2 separate regions of the Homo sapiens genome follow, and region 2 is linked to region 1. Evidence: chromatin loops called from intact Hi-C (ENCODE). Cell type or tissue: HCT116. All regions are shown on one strand. Links, peaks and the distances in the headings refer to the core of each region. The heading gives the core; the rest is flanking DNA. Region 1 overlaps TCF20 (transcription factor 20). Region 2 has its middle 44 kb from the start of TCF20.

Region 1 (8,897 bases), core at 270-8,269:
ATGTAACTTTGTATCCAGGAAACAAGTTTATTGATGGACTTTTCTTTCTAATCATAACAAAAATAAGTCCTTGGTTTGAGAATCCCTAACCTCCCTTATGGAGTAAAGAGCAGTTTAACATTTTCATCTCTGCCTTGCTGTCAACCCACCCAGATCTTTAAAGAGCTGTTGATGTCTCAGGGAAGACTTTTATTACTGGGACATCTCCATAGAAACAGAATCTTTGTTTCATGATCTGTGACTCCTGCCACCTTCCCCCCCACCTGATGTTGACCCTGCATTTCTGACATCATGGTCAGCTGTTTTGTGTTGCTTGTTATGTCATAGGCACAGGATTTGGCTCCAGGTGGGGGGGGTTACAGTAATAAGAGCATGAGCTCTGTTTTTTTTTTTTTTTAATTAATGTATTTAATGCAATGAGCCACAACAATTAAGACGAGAAAAAAAGGCTGTGGTAGCTCATTAATAATTCCACTGTGCGTAAAGAACCTTGTGTGGAGGGTTTTTTTTTTTTCTTCTACTCTCATGAAAAAACAGCTGGGAATTCTACTTTCTGCAGCTCTCGTTGCAGTAGCATTTTAAAGCTGCTATCTCTGCTGCAGACTTTGATCTTGCTGGTGCCATCAGAGCCCTGGATGGGTCATTAGGAAATGCCAGTAGTCTGACTCCTCCCCGGGGGACAGCCGTCTGCCTCACAGGAGCCAGTCCCAGTGCCAAGAGCCCCATATTTCCCTCCTTATGGCCCAGGAGCCTGAGCCTACCCTTCGGCAAGGCAGGGTGGGGCTGGCAGGCCCCTGTGTCCCAAGCCCTGCAGTGTGCCAACATAAGGAATAACAGTAGTACTGGGGTAGAGTGTAGGTGAATTGGAGTCTGTGTCTGCTACACAACAGATCCAAAGGACATTAAACCCTTCTTGTTTTTCCTACCTCCCTCCTTGAGCCCACCATCCTCAGCCTGGGAGCATGTGGATGCATGTGGGTATCTGAAGCTTCACAGAGCTTATAATGAGGAGCTTAGTAAATCCATTCTGCCTTTGAGCTTGAAGAGGGAAATGAAAGTGGCCTTCTCTTCTGGGGGTTGATGTTTGTGTCTGCAAGCCATCTTGTTGACTAGGCCACCTTGTAGGTCTTTTTGAGCTTGGATGATGATCTCGCAAGCTGTTTACTTTGACTTCACTATGCAGAAGTGCTGACTGCGCCCTCTGGACAGTGTAGGATGGTGCCTGGGCCTTGAAGAACACAGATTGAGAGACCTTGACTGGCTGGCCATGTAGGTGCAGTTGCCTGTTCAGAGTCCTCAGAAGAGGTTTTACTACACCTACTGCTCTTCACTCTTCCCTCCCAGCAGGGACTGGTAAGAGGAGAAGCTCCCCTGTGCCCTCCAGGTTTCTGAGCTCTCTAGCTGTGGTTCTGGCCCCTGCCAGGAACGTGAATTGTGCTTCCTGACGGCCTGTGGACATGTATGAGAACAGAGGAGGGCATTGTCTGCACAGTGTTCCTGCATGGGAGGCCTTGTCAGAGATGGACACTGCCTCAGGCAGATTGCTGTAGGAGACTTCATTTCCAGATGTATCTGGCATTAGTTTCAAGTTGTCGTTAGCGTGCATTCATAGTGTCTTACTCTTTTCTGCTTCTAACTCAGAGGGAACGCATTTCCTAACATGAGGCGTGTTTTATTAATGGTCCATCACAGCTGGTCACTGTTCTGTGGCCGTGAGGGAACTGAGCCACCTGCGCCTTTCTGATGGCACCCTTTGCTGCTCGTGTGGTCCCTGTCCTCACTGGTATAAACCCCTGTGGCGTAAGCGTGGCCCAGCCCCACGTGTGCTGTACTGTTTCTGTTTGGCCCAAACTAGAGACTAAGCCAGCATAGTGCTTGCTGCCAGAGCCCAGGTAAGAAGAGAGCATATCCCCTGAGCTCCAGTTGTCTGGCTCCTGCTGTTTATAAACTCTCTGGCAGATTGGAGCAGCGGGAGTCTTGGTCACACTATGTACTTGTGGGTTTTAAATTAACACATTTCATTTATTGCCTTGCTAGTTGCTTGCTGGGGGAGGGGCTTGGAGGTTAGTAGTAAGTTGCTGAGCTCTTGGGCCCACGGAGCCAAGAAGGCTGCCGCCCACTCTCTTAGATACTCATGGGCTCCAACGAAAGACAGGCTATGATGTTCCAGGTCTGGCCAAATATAAAAGGGTCTTTTTGATTTGTTTTAGGATACCGGGACCTGAAAAGTTTTCATGTGTATGTTCATTGCTTATTACTATTGCACTTGAAATCTGTGGGTGCACAGGCTGCTAGTCTGGATCTCAGTTTAAATTTAACAAGGATAAGTACCGTGGCTGCCTCCTGCCATGGTGCCTGGGAGCTCTCTGAGAATGTGTTATCAATATTTATTAACATTCTGCCACCGCGTTTTGCACCAGTGACCTGGCTGTCGGTCTCCAGGAGCTGTGGTGTGCAGAGTGAACTCATTAATTAGATTTCCTTGCCCTGATCCATGCACTACCCTTGTGTGAGAGCTCAGCTCACCTGGAGGCAGATGTGTCCTTGCTGCCATCCAGGATGCTGTCATCATGTTACAAGTTGGAATGAATCATTTTTCCTCCAAGGATTAAAAGCATCCTCATGGGATTTTACCTTCCTCTGAAGCATTTAGTGTGGATTATGTGATTTGTGTTGGAGGCTTCTGTGTCTCCGTGGGTCGTGGGGCAAAGGTGACAGTGGGGCTCTTGGGCCTGGCCACCTTTCTGTCTCAGACACCTGGGCATTCTCTGTACAGAGAAGAAAATACGCGTCTAGATTTTAAAGTGTTTTTACAAGGAGGCTTTGGCTTGAGCCTGAGAAATGGGGTTAGCCTAGAATCAAGGATTTTTAAAATAGCATTTATTGGTGATATCGTGGGAATATAGAAAAGATAAAATTTAAATCAGCTGTATCTTCTTACCCAAAGAGAATTATTGTTACATATTCATAGATTTCCTTTCAGTCTTTTTTTTTTTTTTTTTTTTTTTTTTTTTGAGACGGAGTCTCGCTCTGTCACCAGGCTGGAGTGCAGTGGTGTGATCTCGGCTCACTGCAACCTCCGACTCTCTGGTTCAAGTGATTCTCCTGCCTCAGCCTCCCAAGTAGTTTTTTTTTTTTTTAAGACAGTTTTGCTTGCCTAGGCTATAGTGCAGTGATGTGATAGTAGCTTACTGCAGTCTGAACTCCTGGGCTCAAGCAGTCTTCTCACCTCAGCCTCCCAAGTAGCTGGGACTATAGGCAAGTGCCATCACACCCAGCCTTTCAGTATTTTTTTTTTTTTTTTTAATAGTGACAGGATCTCACTGTGTTGCCCAAGCTGGTCTTGACTCTTGGATTCAAGTGATCTTTCTGCCTCGGCCTCCCAAAGTGCTGGGATTACAGGTGTGAGCCATGGTACCCAGCCCCAAGTCTTTTTTTAATGCGTAGAAACATTTTAATAAAATTAGCACATTTATACATTTGTACATCCTGGTTTTTTCAAGCAGTTTTGTTTCATGGGTGTTTTCCATACCATTAACTCTTTTCAAATGTTAATTTTTAAGTGACCGATATCCATCATGTTAAGGTATCATAGCTTACTTGGGTTGTCTCTAATGTTTTCCTATTAGAAGTAAGTGTAGCGACCTGCTACCTTTATGTCTGACCCTGTCAATCCCAGCCAGCATGACCACACCTATGTCCAGCTGTGAAGTCTCCATCTGACTGTCCCCTTCTGTCTTCCAGATTGTTTGCTACATGAGGAGAACTTCTCGGTGAGGTGCCCTAAGCACAAGGTGAGTCAGAGGCCCCAAGAGCTACCAGCAGGGATGGGATCGAGGGTGGCTCCTCCTGAAAGACCTGAAGACCAGGTGTTGGTGGGCCTCACCCACACCTGTCCCCACCTGTGCCTCCGGCTGTTAGTCCCCTCCTGGCCCTGGGAGGGTGGAGGGGCATGATGCTGAAGGGAGACCCGTGGCATGGGGGCCAGCACTCGGAGTATTATGAGGATCCCAGGAGAAATGTGTTTTGGGAGAGGGGGTGTTTGTCTGTTCATTAAGAGAGGTGAGAATATCTAACTCGATCAAGCCACTGATTTCCACTTGAGGTGAATAGAACCCCAATTCACAGGTTGGCGTTTGGTAAGTCTGGTTCTAGGCCTTGAGGCCTGTGCAAAGGCATCTTCCCAGACTAGAAGTCGAGCTGACCACAAGGCTCTGGGGAAGCTCAGTCTCTTCCAGGTTGTGCTTCTGCAGAAGCAGCCTGATGCACAGTGGATGGGCTGTCTCGGGCTCCACTTCCCAGTTTATTTAGGAGGTGGTCTCGTGGTCGCTTCCTTTAGGAAAGGGTGGGAGGTAAGGGGTGAATGGTCTGTTTGTGGATACCACATATGTGTGTGGGGAGGGTGTATATGGAGAAGGAGCCCCAAGAAAGGATCAGAACGGAGACCACTGCCACCTGATGTTTCCTGCAGGGGCTGCACTGTGTCTCTGGCTGAGGTCACACTGACACCTGGTGGTCACTGGTCACTCGCAGTCTTAAATCTAGTAGGGCCGAAAGTACTAGAAGGAGGTTGTCCAGAGAGGTCTGCCCTCAAAATGCTCCTGAAAGATGCTTGCTTATGCTTTTCTTTAAAAATTATTTCTGGGGAAGGGCGGGGAGTGGTCACAGGATCTTATATTCTCTTTATTTTTACTTAATTTGCATGTTATTTTTAGAACTCCCCTTTTTAAGGGTCACATTTTGCCTCAGAAAACCCTGTCTGAATGTCTCCTGTTTGTCGGTCAGGACTGACTCTGCCTTTTCTTTCCTTTTCCATGTGCCACTCCTGTCCTCCCTTTGCCCTCCCTGATTTCTGCACTGTCCTCTCCCACCTGTCTGTCTCCTCTTGGTTTTGCCCGTGTCAGCCTCCCCTTCCGTGCCCTCTCCCCCCCTTGCAGAACAAGACCGCGAAAGGCAGCCTCAGCACAGAGCAGTCGGAGCGGGGGTGAGGGGGGCAGTGTGCTCGTGGGAATGGAAAGGACAGCAAGCACAGGTGAGTCGGGGCCACCGGGCTCCCTGCATCCTGCCCGGCTCCCAGCAGGCGTCGTTGCCTCTGCCCTCCTGCTCGCTCTATGCTCTGCCACCAGCATTTCATCCTGTGGATGACAACGCCAGGTGGATGCAGTGTTCTTCCATTGGTTACTTAGCTCCCCAGATTATCTGTGGAAAGGAGTGGGGGCTTCTAAACTGTCCACTGCCAATGGGGTGCAGGGTGACTGTTCCTGAAGGCAGCCCTTCAGGGCACAGCTGGCCAGGGGTGGCCTTGTGAGTGGACACAACAGGCTTTTAGGTCTCTTTCTTGGGCAGGGCATCTCTTGCCAGTAGCCCCTGCTCTTTCCCCCGTCTCAGAAAGGGTTCCAGTCAAAGGTCTCTTCTTTTTAATTTACTACATTTCTGTAAAGCTTATGGTGTGTTTTCCTTTGAAAACAACAGAACTCTTGGGTTTTGTTATTAGAAATCTTTTTTTTCCAGTATTATGAAGGATTCCTTTTTGCAGAAGTACAAAGGAAAGAAAAATCCTCAAAGATTTAGTAGACTCTAGCATCTGATTTAATTTTACTCTTAAAAATCTCGAGGCTGGGCATGGTGGCTCATACCTGTAATGCCAGCACTTTGGGAGGCTGAGGCAGAAGGATCGCCTAAGCCCAGGAGTTCAAGACCAGCCTGGGCAACAGTGAGACCCTGTGTCTACATTAAAAAAAAAAAAAAAAATTAGCCGTGCGTGGTGGTACATGCCTTTAGTCCCATCTACTCAGGAGGCTGAGCTGGGAGGATCACTTGATCAAACCTGGAGGTTGAGGCTGCAGTGAGCCATGATCGTGCCGCTACATTCCAGCCTGGGCCACAGTGAGACCCTGTCTCAAAAAAAGAAAAAAAATTCTTGTGATTGAGTTGTGCTTGCTGTGAGTTTGTGTGGGATTATTGTGGTCACGGCCCTCTTGGCAGGCATCTGTGAAAACAGGATGATAGGACTTGGGGTCTCTAGAAGCTGCAGGCCTCTGAGCTCCATGCTGCTCCTTCACCCTCCCTGCGTCACTGAGGCATGAAGGGAAATAGGTTGTAAAGAAAAGAAAAACCAAAATGTACCTTGTGGCACTTGCTGCTACAGGATGGGGCAGGAGGACTAGTTGTCTCAGAAATATTCATTGAGGGGTCATTTCTCTCAAATGGGAGGACTTCTGTGTCGACCTCAGGAGTTTGACTCACACAGCTACGCTAGACGTGTCCCTTCCGGCACCACCATGTGCCTGACCACCTTCTGGAACGTGCCCTCCTCCTTGTTACCACTACTAATTTCCGGAGAAGGCCCCTCGGCTGCCACGCCATTTGAGAAGTCAAGTGGGGGCTGCTGAGTGCCTTCTTGATAGAGCGTTGAGTGTGGTGCCTTTCTCTTTCCTCTTCCGGGGAGTAGGGCTGGCAGTGAAGGGATCAGAGCAAAGTGGGGAGGTGGGTGGAAGCCATTCCATGTGTTCCTGGGTCAGAGGAACCAGATGAGCAAATGAAGCCTCTTGGACTTGGAGTACATTGCCACCATCAGCGAGTGGCTGCTGGTTTTCCAGAACCTGCTGGGCAGCACTGCCTGCTCCTTTTCCTGGGATTAGCCCTTAGGACAAGGCAGCCATTGCATTGCGTGGTTTTGAAAGGACTGTTTCTGTTGGCCCTCCTGCATGTCCCTACGCTCCTGAGGGTGTCACTGTGCCTTCCCATTGTCACCCCTGTGCCAGCACAGGCCAAGATGGTTAGAGTCAAGTTCTGTAGGGGACCACGATGCGTATTCCTGGAATGTGTCCTAGAAGACCTGGTTAAGGAAAGAGCTTAAGTGTTTTTTGTTTTTGTCCTGGAATTGCATCTGTGTTTGAGAAAAAGAAAGTTCAGGCCCTGGGCCTGGTGGACAAATCTCCTGGGGATTTTGTTCATCTGTTCCTCTCTAGTCATTCTTGGGCCTTCCTTCCTAGCTGTCAGGGCCCTTGACTCTTTTTTTTTTTTTTTTTGGAGACGGATTCTCACTTTGTCGCCCAGGCTGGAGTACAGGGGCACGATCTCGGCTCACTGCAACCTCCATCTCTGGGGTTCAGGCGATTCTCCCGCCTCAGCCCTCCCGAGTAGCTGGGACTACAGGTGTGCACCACCACGCCCAGCTAATTTTTGTATTTTTTGTAGAGATGGGGTTTCACCATGTTGCCCAGGCTGGCCTTGAACTCCTGACATCAAGTGATCTTCCCGCCTTGACCTCTCAAAGTGCCGGGATTACAGGCGTGAGCCACGGCGCCCGGCCAACTCTTGAACAGAACAATGAGCTTCATCCTTCTGGGTTGAAGCACAGTGATGAAGTGGCCTCACCCATTGAAGAGAGTCGTCTCAGGTCCATTGAGGTTGAACCATTCCATTCAGCTCTTGGAGGGAGAGGATGGACTCACTGCATCCAGTCCTGTCCATCTGAAATGTTTTTTATGTGCTGTTCCCACAAGGCATATAGCTTTTCCTGGTTTCCCAGTTCAGCAGTGACATTGAGGGTGGTCACCGTCCTTCATTTGTGGTAGAAGCCCTGGTGACTGGGGATAGAATCACACCTCTGACTAAAGGAGGACTCATCTTGGGCCCCATGCTGGGGACAGAGAGCCACCATTATTGGGTGCCCTGACAAGGCAGGGAACAGACAGCGAATGTGCGTGTGTGTCTGCCTCCTAGTGCGCCATGTTCTGACAGAGTGATATGATAGGTGCTGTGTGACTAAGATCAGACTACTCCATGTCTCTGTACTTCGGTTTCTTCTGTAAAAACAGGAATAGCAGTGCCAACCTTTTGAGATTCCATTGGGAAATGTCTCTAAGTGCCAGCACAGCACACTGGCTCTCAGCCCGTTGATCTGCCATGCCTAGCTGTGGGTTTCTCTTGGGAGTTGGAGGGGTCAAGGCAGCAGATTGGACCCTGCAGCTGTCTCTTATAGCAAAAAATACCCAAGGCTTGGGGTTAAAAGATGCCGCCCCTGCCTCCCAGCCTGTGAGGTATCTGGTACCTGACCCTCGCCAGGAGTGCGGAGGGGAAAAGTCCTTCTGCAGGCCCGTGGTTGCCCACTGTCTCTTTGTGCCAAGGGGGTTGCCTTGCTGGCTTGTGTCATTGGTTGGCAGGGCTTTTGACAGTGGAGTCCCTATACCCAGCTCTTCCTCCTGTCGTGAATTAAACAAGGAGGCCCCAGCTTGCCCTAACAGGCCCTGTGGTCCAGCACATGGGAAGCATAACCTTGATCAGGGCTAATGCTGCATCCTGGATGCTATGTACCCTGCACAGAACAGCCATGGATGGACGCTGAGCAAGGCAGGGAACGGGGCGTGGCCCCCCTGCCCCTGGAGCTGGACATCACACAGTCCATTTGTGTGTATGCATGAATGTCACATTCTAGAGTTCCCCTTTCCCCAAACTGGTCCAGAGGCAGTCCAGGGTTACACCTCCAGAGGAGAGCCTGAGTCTGTCCACTTTCCTTCCCCACCAGCCCCAGCCCAGGCATTGTGGCTGCTATAGTGCCCGCCTCCCTGCCACTGCTCAGCAGCCAAGTGCAATCTTCATTAGGCCTCCCTCCAGTCCTGTCCCTTCTCTACGTCAGAGATTCTTGTCATCTTCCACACAAAGCCCAGACATCTCACCTTGCCTTCCAGAGCCCTATGGAAGTCTCAGGTGACTCTCCAGGCCCCTGGCTGCCTCCAGCTCCTCAGGGACCAGGCTTCCTTCCTCTGGGCTTCTGCACACACAGTTCCTTGTGCTGGAAACACTTTGGCTCCCCATCTTCATGTTGAAAACAGGCTCCCATCTCCTGGGTCTCAGCTTAAATCCTACTTCCTCAGAGAAGCCTTTCCCTTTCT
Region 2 (8,897 bases), core at 487-8,486, 150 kb before region 1:
CCCCATGGCTTTCCATGGCTGCCCAGGCAGGAGTGGAGCCGGGGTTGCTTGGAGCACTTGGGGAGTTTAGAGCAGCAGCAGGTGGCCTGGCCCCCAGATCCCCATGCCTGTGGAGTGGAAGGGCAGGGCCAGAGGAGTACTCTTCCCCATGCTGTATGTGCTGCTTGGAATGTCCTCCCACAGCCCCCAGCCAAGTCTTCACCCTTCAAGCCTTAGCTCTGGCCAGCACCTCCTCCAGGAAGTCTTCCTAGACTTTACGTGTGACGGTCACATACCTCCTTAGTGTCCCCATAGCACCATCTCTGCCCTCCCACGGCCAGCCTGAATGTTCCCTGCATGTGGGGCTGTGTCTGAGTCCTCTCATGCCCCCCTAGTACCCCTTACAAGGTGTGGCACAGAGCAGGTGTCAGAGAATGCCTTTAGAACACAGCTGGAGTGATCTCAGGTCAGGGCAGTGCCAGGGCCCTAAGCTCCATTGGGCAGGTGCCTCTGCTGGCTGATTTCATGGCCCCAGGCCTCAGCTGGCCACAGGGTCAATCAGGAGCACCCCACACACCCAGGCATGGAGGTGGCCAGTGCCCCCCACCCCCATACTGGGACCTGCTTATGAACAGCAGGCCTTGATGGCATCCCTGTGTCTGGAAGTACCAGAGCAGTGGCAGCTGAGACAGCAGTGCCCTCATAAGCCCTGGGCTTCCACAGAAACCCCAGGTCACCTGCAGCCTGGTGGCTGGGGGCCTGGAGTCATCCCTCACTCGTGGTCCCTGATGAAGGCTTGGCTGGGCAGTGCTAGGGCTCACTGGGCAGAGGGCGGCATCCTGACTCCTGCCTGGCCCGGGCCTGCTCCCTGGAATCATCCCTGAGTGCCAGCCTCTGTTCTTCGTCTTAATGAGGAAAGCTCTTCTCTCCTCCCTGCCATCCCCCCTTCTTCCAAAATGAATTTACCGTTCCGCTGCGCCGCACTCCTCCCTCCTCCTCCTCCCCTCTCCTCTCACAGGCCGCGAGGGAAGTGGAGGGTGTTATTGTATATTTTAGCCAATTGTTCCCTGTACGCCCTAGTCTTTTTGGGGTGGGGCTGGGGGGATGGGGAAGTAAGTAAATTATATATTGAACTCCTAACTGGAGCTGAGGCCTTGTGGTTTCCATGGCAACTGGGCTGGAAATAGCTCGGCGTGACATCAGCATGGTACAGGTATAGCCAGATCCAGCCGTTCCCCAAACAAGCTGGCTCCAAGGGGAGCAAGAGATGTGCGGCTAATTAGCATATGCAAATCATACCTGGCGAGCAGGGCGGGGCCTGTGGTGCCCCGTTGGGGCCTGTGGCCATGGCCAGGGCCTCTGGCAGGTAAGCGGGCCGGGGGTGCTTGTGGGGTCAAGGCCCAGGCTGCCCTGGGCACACGCCCCTGTGCAGGGGCTTGTCTGGGCCTGGGCCTGCCTGCCCCATAGGGCTCTGGGAGTGTGGCCAATGGGGCTGCCAGGGGATGGACAGGCATGCACGGCAGGCAGCCAGGAGGGTGCCCCGCCTGGGCTCGAGTGGGATCTGGCTCTTACTGGCTCATGGGTGCCTTTGAAGCTGGCTACCTAATTGGGCCCTGCTGGCTGCCTGCCATTTTTCTCTGTAGCGTTGTGAGGGAGGGATCGCCCTGTGCCCACCTCGGCTCCCTTCTTCCACCCTCCCCACTGCTGGACCGTGGGAAAGGCCCACAGAACCCCCACCCTCCCGCTGTCCTGCGGCTGAGTCTACACCCCTTTCCCCCCCAGCCCCCAGCGGGAATGCAGGAGCAGAGCCCTCCTCTGAGGGTGCTGCCTTGGGCCAGTCACTTGGCCTCTCCGAGCCTCAGTTTCCACCTTGGTGAGATGGGGGTATTTTTCTTTGCCCATGTACCAGGTAGTGAGTGGGTAATGAGGTGACACTGGGGAAGGGCCTAGGTGGGCTTGGTGGGCCAGACATAGTGGGAGGAAAAGGAGATTTTCCGTCATCTGTGTTTAAATCGAAGCTCCGTCACCCAGCGCCGCCCCTCCTTCCCCACCACACACATAAACACGCACTCTAGGGAGACTTGAGAACTTGCAGTAAATTTCTGGGCGAGGTGAAATATTGCCACCTTCAGTGTGGTGATTTCCACGCTAGGGCTCTTGGCTGAACCTCCGACATTCAAGCTGGGAGTGCTCTGTGGCTAAATGAGATAATTTATTCATTTCAGCAAATGTTGAGGGTGTGCCGAGTGAGGGCGGGCGGGGAAGGTGGGGTGAGTCAGACGTGGCCAAGCACACAGAGCGCTCAGTCTGCAGGGGAGGCAGACGGATAGTGTTGCCAGTGCTCTTTGGGGGATTTGGGGTGTCTGGGAAGAGTGTTGAGGACATGGGACCATTGAAGATGCCTTACGGCCATGCCAGAGTCCACTTGGCAGCAAAGGGGTAAGGAAGGGCATTCCAGGAAGAGAAAAGCAGTGGGCACAGACGGGAAAAGACGCCTGGCACTTGGGGAAAGGGCGACGCTTGGCTGGAGTGAAGTGGTGGAGATGAGACCAGAAAGTTCTGCCAGTGTCAGCTTCAGAGGGGCTGGAGGCCAAAGAGTTTGACTGTGATCCAGGAGGTGGTGGGAGCTATCGATGGCCCTTGAGCAGGGAAGTGATGTGTTCGGATCCTGGCTTCAGCAAGAAAAGGTGGGCCAGCAGGGCGCAGTGGCTCACGCGTGTAATCCTAGCACTTTGGGAGGCCGAGGAAGGCGGATCACTTGAAGTCAAGTTCAGGACCAGCCTGGCCAACATGGTGAAACCCCGTCTCTACTAAAAATACAAAAATCAGCCGGGCGTGGTGGCGCATGCCTGTAGTCCCAGCTGCTCAGGAGGCTGAGACAGGCGAATCGCTTGAACCTGGCAGGTGGAGGAGGAGCCTCTGCCCACCTCGCCCTTCTCTGACCCTCCAGGCTCTGACAGATTAACTTGTGGGCCAGTCTGTCTCCTTGAGTATGTGTGGTGTGCCCCTGCTGCATGGGTGCAGGGAAGGCCCAGGGGACTGAACTGAGCAGAGACTCCCATGCTAGTGCTCTTTTGGGTGTCACATTTTCACAGGGTCAGCGTTTGGGAGCATCTTCTCATCACCACTCTGGCCCTGGAAGCCTGCAGGCACTTTGCAGTCTTTATTCCATTTGTGCCTGGTGACTTTCCTAGCCTGCAAACCTGCCTGGGTCCCTTCTTCCTTGGAAGCTGCCAGGGCTCCCTGGTGCTCGGATAAAGTCCAAATCCTGCCTTGATGTGGCCTCTTGTCTTTAAATCTTTTTTTTTTTTTTTTTTTTTTTGAGACAGAGTCTTGTTCTGTCACTCAGACTGGAGTGCAGTGGCGCGATCTCAGCTCACTGCAACCTCCGCCTCCTGGGTTCAAGCGATTCTCCTGACAACGAGTAACCTGGATTACAGGCATGCACCACCACGCCCAGCTAATTTTTTGTATTTTTAATAGAGACGGGATTTCACCATGTTGGCCAGGATGGTCTCAAACTCCTGACCTCAAGTGATCCACCCACCTCGGCCTCCCAAAGTGCTGGGATTACAGGCGTGAGCCACCACGCCCAGCCTTGTCTTTATATCTTTACTCCTGCTGTTCCCTCTGCCTGGATGCCTTTCTTGTCTCCTCCACCTGGGGCTACCTCTGGTTCATCTGCCACTCTAATGATGCCTCCTCTGGGTAGTCCTCTCTGACCAGCCCTGTCCCAGGATGGTAGATGTCTTATGTGCCCCCCTCTCTGGCCCCCTAGGCTTCCCTCATTCATGGCACTGTCCACACCTTCCTGAAGCCACCAGCTTCAGTGAGGAAGTCTCACTCAGTGTTGGCCCCATGGCCAGCCCAGGACTTTGCCCAGAGGTAGAACCAGTGAAAGTTTGTTGAGTGAATAGGCAAGGGAGTGGATGTTGCTCTTCCTGCCTATGTCCAGCCCATTCCACCTGCCTGGGCTGCCCTCCTTTCCTCTCTTACCCTGTGTGCCTGGCCTGGATACCCCAGCTTCAAGCTGCCTGTCCTTCAGAGAGTCCTTCCTCTCTGAGCCTGTCCTCACCTGCAGCCCACCTGCCATGAGGACCCCAGATGGAGCCCACTGTGGTGCCTCTCCTGCACCCCCAGCATGGTGTGTGAGCACCCTGGGGCTCCCACTGGCTTCTCCCACTTTTCATTGCTTCAGGCCCCCATTAGGTGGCTGGTGATTGCTGACAGACTGAACTGTTCCAGAACCTCCCCTGTCAGGACTGCCCTGGGGAAATCTCTAGAGGTGTCCACAGCCTCCTGTCTGCCCCCTCCCTGCTTGGGTCTCCTCAGACCATTCCTTGATTCCAGGTTTCTGAAAAATTGTGTGAAAACTGGCTTTGTGTCATCAGATCCAATTTCCTGCCACCTCTTACTTTTAAAGGAGGCACAGCCAGTTTAAAACAAAAACATCCTGCTGTGGTGTGAGCTGAAGACTTTGGGCCAGGAGGCTGGGCTGTGAGGGCCTTCCGCTCTGCCACCTCCCCTCATTCAGCCGCTCCCCTCCTCCCTGGGTCGGGGCTGGAGGGAGGGGTTCTGGAGCCCAGGTTTTCGTGCCCCTGCCCTCTTTATTGTTGTTGAATCCCCTCTCCAGATGCTGCTCCAGAATCCTCTCTGAAGTTTCTAGAGTTCATTCTTCCTTCCTTCATTCAGCAGACATCCACCGGGTGCTTGCACTGTGCCAGTCAGCACTGGGCTTGTGGGCACAGAGCAGACAGGAGGGGTGCAGGGCAGGACCCCCTGTTCTCCCTGGGAGAGGCGGGCTCCCTGCTAGCCCTCAGCCCTTGGCTTGGGCCTCCTGGGTGCAGGACCTGCGGGTTCCTCTTCCCGCCTGGTAATTGCTAGCTCCCCGGCTCTGGGAAGCAGCTGGGTCAGGTGTGGGCTGCCTGCCCACATGCCTGGCCGCCTGCCCGCCTGCCGCAGGAGGCATCGATGCCTGGGATTCAAGCTCCTCCGAGGGCCTGCGATGTGGCCATGGGGAAATCATTTTCTGACAATGGCCATCAATTTCGCTGAGAGCCCATCGGCGCTCTGGCAGCCTGTCCCCCGGCAGCGGCAGCTGGTCCGTGTCAAGCCCCCAGGTGTCCTGATGACAGAAGCGATTCGCATTAGGCATCTGCCCCAGAGCACACATCCGGAAGAGACGGATTCTGGCCAGTTCCAGACATGCACCACATCACCTCCAAGTTTATCTTCAGGTCCTTGGGTTAGCGGAGATGTCTTCTCTCTGCCCTGGAGTGGCCACAAGGGGCCCCTATAGGGCAGCCCCAGCCTCAGGAACGGGGCTCCCTGCTGAGCCTGTATCTGCCTTGTTGCAGGCGCTATGTAGGCACAAAGGTCACAGCTCTGAACACAGCAGACAGAGCACCTGCCGTTGCACTGAGAAGGGAAGGACAGGAAGGAGGCAGTCACGCACAGATCTTGGGAAAGAGCATTCCAGGCAGCGGGAACAGCCGGGGCAAAGGTGTTCCCTGAGGCGGGGAATTCTGTTGGCCCGGCGCGGTGACTCACGCCTCTAACCTCAGCACTTTGGGAGGCCGAGGCGGGCAGATCACTTGAAGTCAGGAGTTTGAGACCAGCCTGGCCAGCTTGGCGAAACCCTGTCTCTACTAAAAATACAAAAGTGAGCTGGGCGTGGTGGCACACTTGTGTAATCCCAGCTACTCGGGAGGCTGAGGCGGGAGAACTGCTTGAACACAGGAGGTGGAGGTTGCAGTGAGCCAAGATCGTGCCCCTGCACTCCAGCTGGGGCGACAAAGCGAGACTCTGTCTCAAAAAAAAAAAAAAAAAAAAGAAAGAATTCTGTTGAGGCTGCAGTGAGCCTCAGGTGTCTTGGGGACATCCAGGGTCCTAACAGAACCCCAGAGGTATCCACAGGAAAGTGAGTTGCATTCTGGCAGATGATCGAGGCACCCCCTGGAGGAGGTGGTGTGAGGCAGGAAGCAATGTGAAGGAAGGCTGAGAGGGTAATGGGAGAGTGCAGCGGGCAGGGCTCTGCTCGCAGCTGCAGGGGCCTTTCCTGACTTGTGGAGAGGATGCTGTATTGCACGAGGCAGGTCTAGGCACCTCTGGCTCTCAGAGGCCTTTGAGAACCTCGCCTTGTCCATGCTATGGGGTCAGCGGGATTGGGTTGAGACCCTACTGTGCACCAGGGGGTTCGCCTGCATCCTAGCAGCTGTCTCCATTTATTGCAGGCCTACTGAGTGCCAGGCACTGAAGAAGCTCTTGGCCTATGGTGTGACACAGCCCACAGGTGGGCATTAGCACCTGCACTCCCAGGTGGGGAAGGTGAGGCCCAGAAAAGTCCGGAGGCTTGTCCAGGGTCCACAGTATGGTGATGGTGTGACTCAGGCTGGGGAGCCTGAGCTGGGAAGATTGCAAGAAGCTGGTTGTCCTGAGCATTCCTGGACAGGAAACAGTGAGCCACCCCCAGTACTGGAGCTGGCTCCCCAGGACCCAGCTTCGTCCTCAAGGCACCTTTCCCCTGGGCTCTGCAGACGTGGGCCTTGAGGCCTGGGCATTGGGCATGCAGGGCACTAGATTGGGGCCCCATGCTTTCACCTGTGGCTCAGACAATGGGGAGAGGAGGGAGATACTCTATGAGCTTCCAGGGACTTGCAGCTCCTGGCTCTTCATGAAGGGATGACCAGTCACATCTTGCAGATGGGGAGCCTGAGGCTCAGCAGGGATGGGGGGTGACCGGGACCTGACAGCAATGGGATTGCCAGGCCAGGGCGGCAACAGGTCTGTCTGTCCCCACAGCCCACTCCACACCCTGGGGAATGGGTGATAATAGAGCTGGCTCTGAACGTGGGTCATCACCTTGGGCTTTGATCCCCATAGTGGTTTTGTGGGTAGTGTGGATTCTAGAATCCAAGCTCCCCCAACCCTCATTCCCCCAGGCCCGCCTCCATAGCTCCTTTTGTATATTCCTCTGAGGCCTGGGGCCCCACCTGGCCTGGCTCCATCAGACCCCCTCAATAAGGTCAAGTCCAGCCAGGGAACCCATTTATTCTACCAGCTACACCCATGGGGATCTCATTCTCAGCAGCTGCTGGTCTAGACAAGGCAGGGCCATGTCTGTGTGGGCTGTCCTGGTACCAGGCAGGTGGCCCGCTGACTACTGGGGGACCAGTCAGGAGGGGCAGTGGCAGAGTCCTTGCTGCTGTAATCCCCACAGCTGCTTACTCATTCACTCATCCATGATGGCACCTTCTCGGCATTGGAGAGTGCCCTTCTTCTGTAGCTCCTGCACCTGGTGTAATGTTGGCCATATAGTACATACCCTATCACTACTTCCTGTCTCTGCAAGGTGATTTCTAAGTCCTAGGAGCAACCTTCCCCATCCTCCATGTCTTCCTCCTTCTCTGTTGCCTTTTGGCAGAAGTTTTACCGTTTGTGATTCATTCCTTTGGCATAACTGTTGCCCTAAGTTCTTCTAAAATGCAGAACCCTAGAGTCTCACTACCCCTTCTAGGAAGGAGACCCTTTCAAGTCCCAGCTTCTGGGTAACCTATGTGCCTAGGAGAACAGGGCTGTCTTGACTATGCAGGGCTCTGGTGCAGGGGTCTGTGGAAGAGACGGGGAAATCAGAGTTGGGAGGACACGCGGCAGCTCCTGTGTGCCTGCAGGGTGCCCGGGATTGCACTTTTCTTGCTCTTTTCAGCCCTACAGCCCTGGGCTTGGGATGTTTTCATCCCCGTTTTGCAGGGGAGGGGACTGAGGCACCGCTAGCAGGTTTCCCAGCTGGGAGGGCCAGGCCTGGGGTCTGCATGATTCCCGTCCATACCCTTCAACTGCACCTTGCTCCTGTCCACAACATGGGTGTATGATGGTGGTGTGGCCCCTGCAGGGCACCAAGGTCAGCCCCTCTGGTTTGCAGCTGCTGAGAGAGGGCCCAATCCTCACAGCCTTTTGTCCTTTAGGAAAGGTGATCACTTCTAGAGGCTGATTTGATCCCCACACCACCCTGAGGCAAAAATGTCCTCGTTTCTCTTATGAGGAAACTGAGGCACAGGGGGTACCTACTCTATGACACACCATTCAGTGCCCCTCCTGCCCTTCCCCCCAGTCCCCTTGGGAAAGGCCTTGGGCCTGGGCCTGGTGCCAGGAGATGAAGCACTTAGGCAGCCCCCTTCTGCCTCCCTGACTGCAGGTCCCAGTCGCCAGCCCCGCAGGGACCCCTGCCCAGAGCCTGCCGCAGGTGGGAGGGCTGGCGTGCAGGTCCTTGAGGGGAGGCAGGCTGTGTGTGAGCCGCAGTTTGGGAGCCTGGCCACCCCCCTGTCCCCCGATTCCTGCACTCGTGTGCACCTTCTGAGGGGAGCAATCCCTGGATGCCACCGGGCCAGCCTTGGGCCAGCCATACGGTTCCTAAGTGTTCCTCCCTCCAGGCCGTATTTTCTTGGGTATTGATGAGCCAGTGTCATCCAAGATGCAGCCAGAAGCTGAGCTAAACTCAAGACAGATTGAGCCTCCGCCTCATCAATCTGCCTGCCGCTGCTCTGCTGGGGAGAAAAGAGGGCGGGCAGGCGGGCGGCCCAGGCTCTGCGGGGCCCTCCTGGGCTCTCAGAGTGGCCTCCTTAAACCACAGATCCACCTGTTGGGGCTGGCTTGTCACTCTCTGTCCAGGAATTTGCAACTTTCCAGACTCAGGCTCCTGGCCTGGCCACCCATTGCCTGGGGGCTAAAATCCACCCTGCTCATGTCCACCACAGGCCCTGTCTCCTTGCACTCCATTGCCACGCCAGTCCTCTCCACTGTATTCCAGCCATGCGGGCTGCCACTTCCACGAGCCATACTCCTTTCCTCCTCAGGGCTCTGCCTGGAAAGTTCTCTGCATGCCTTCCTCGTCTAGCCTGGCTGAAACACTGCTTCCTCTG

What was found. Hi-C counts contacts between places; a loop is a spot of excess contacts. Peaks named below come from ENCODE experiments on the same cell type or tissue, not always from the same donor. Only the 100,000 strongest peaks of a DNase experiment are listed, where the experiment ranks them.
Region 2: it touches region 1 in a loop (14-fold over the local background); 24 of 110 quality-filtered maps call a loop at or near these places.

Annotation. Positions count from the first base shown.
Region 1 is chr22:42,164,744-42,173,640 of GRCh38, reverse strand. It overlaps TCF20 (transcription factor 20), which reads left to right. Exons shown (of 6, transcript NM_001378418.1): 4 at 3,745-3,794; 5 at 4,905-5,032. The coding sequence ends at 4,988. Among named protein-coding and RNA genes, the nearest start is that of CYP2D6, 38 kb to the right of the region's middle. In HCT116, for the core only: a CTCF peak has its summit at 4,485 (motif pointing left); a DNase peak (open chromatin) is centred at 4,480.
Region 2 is chr22:42,310,512-42,319,408 of GRCh38, reverse strand. It overlaps a transcript of TCF20 not described here. Among named protein-coding and RNA genes, the nearest start is that of TCF20, 44 kb to the right of the region's middle. RefSeq lists enhancers at 239-1,136, 3,878-4,707, 5,539-6,368, 8,281-8,897. In HCT116, for the core only: a CTCF peak has its summit at 5,270 (motif pointing right); a DNase peak (open chromatin) is centred at 5,368; H3K4me3 peaks cover 1,154 bases; H3K27ac peaks cover 1,558 bases.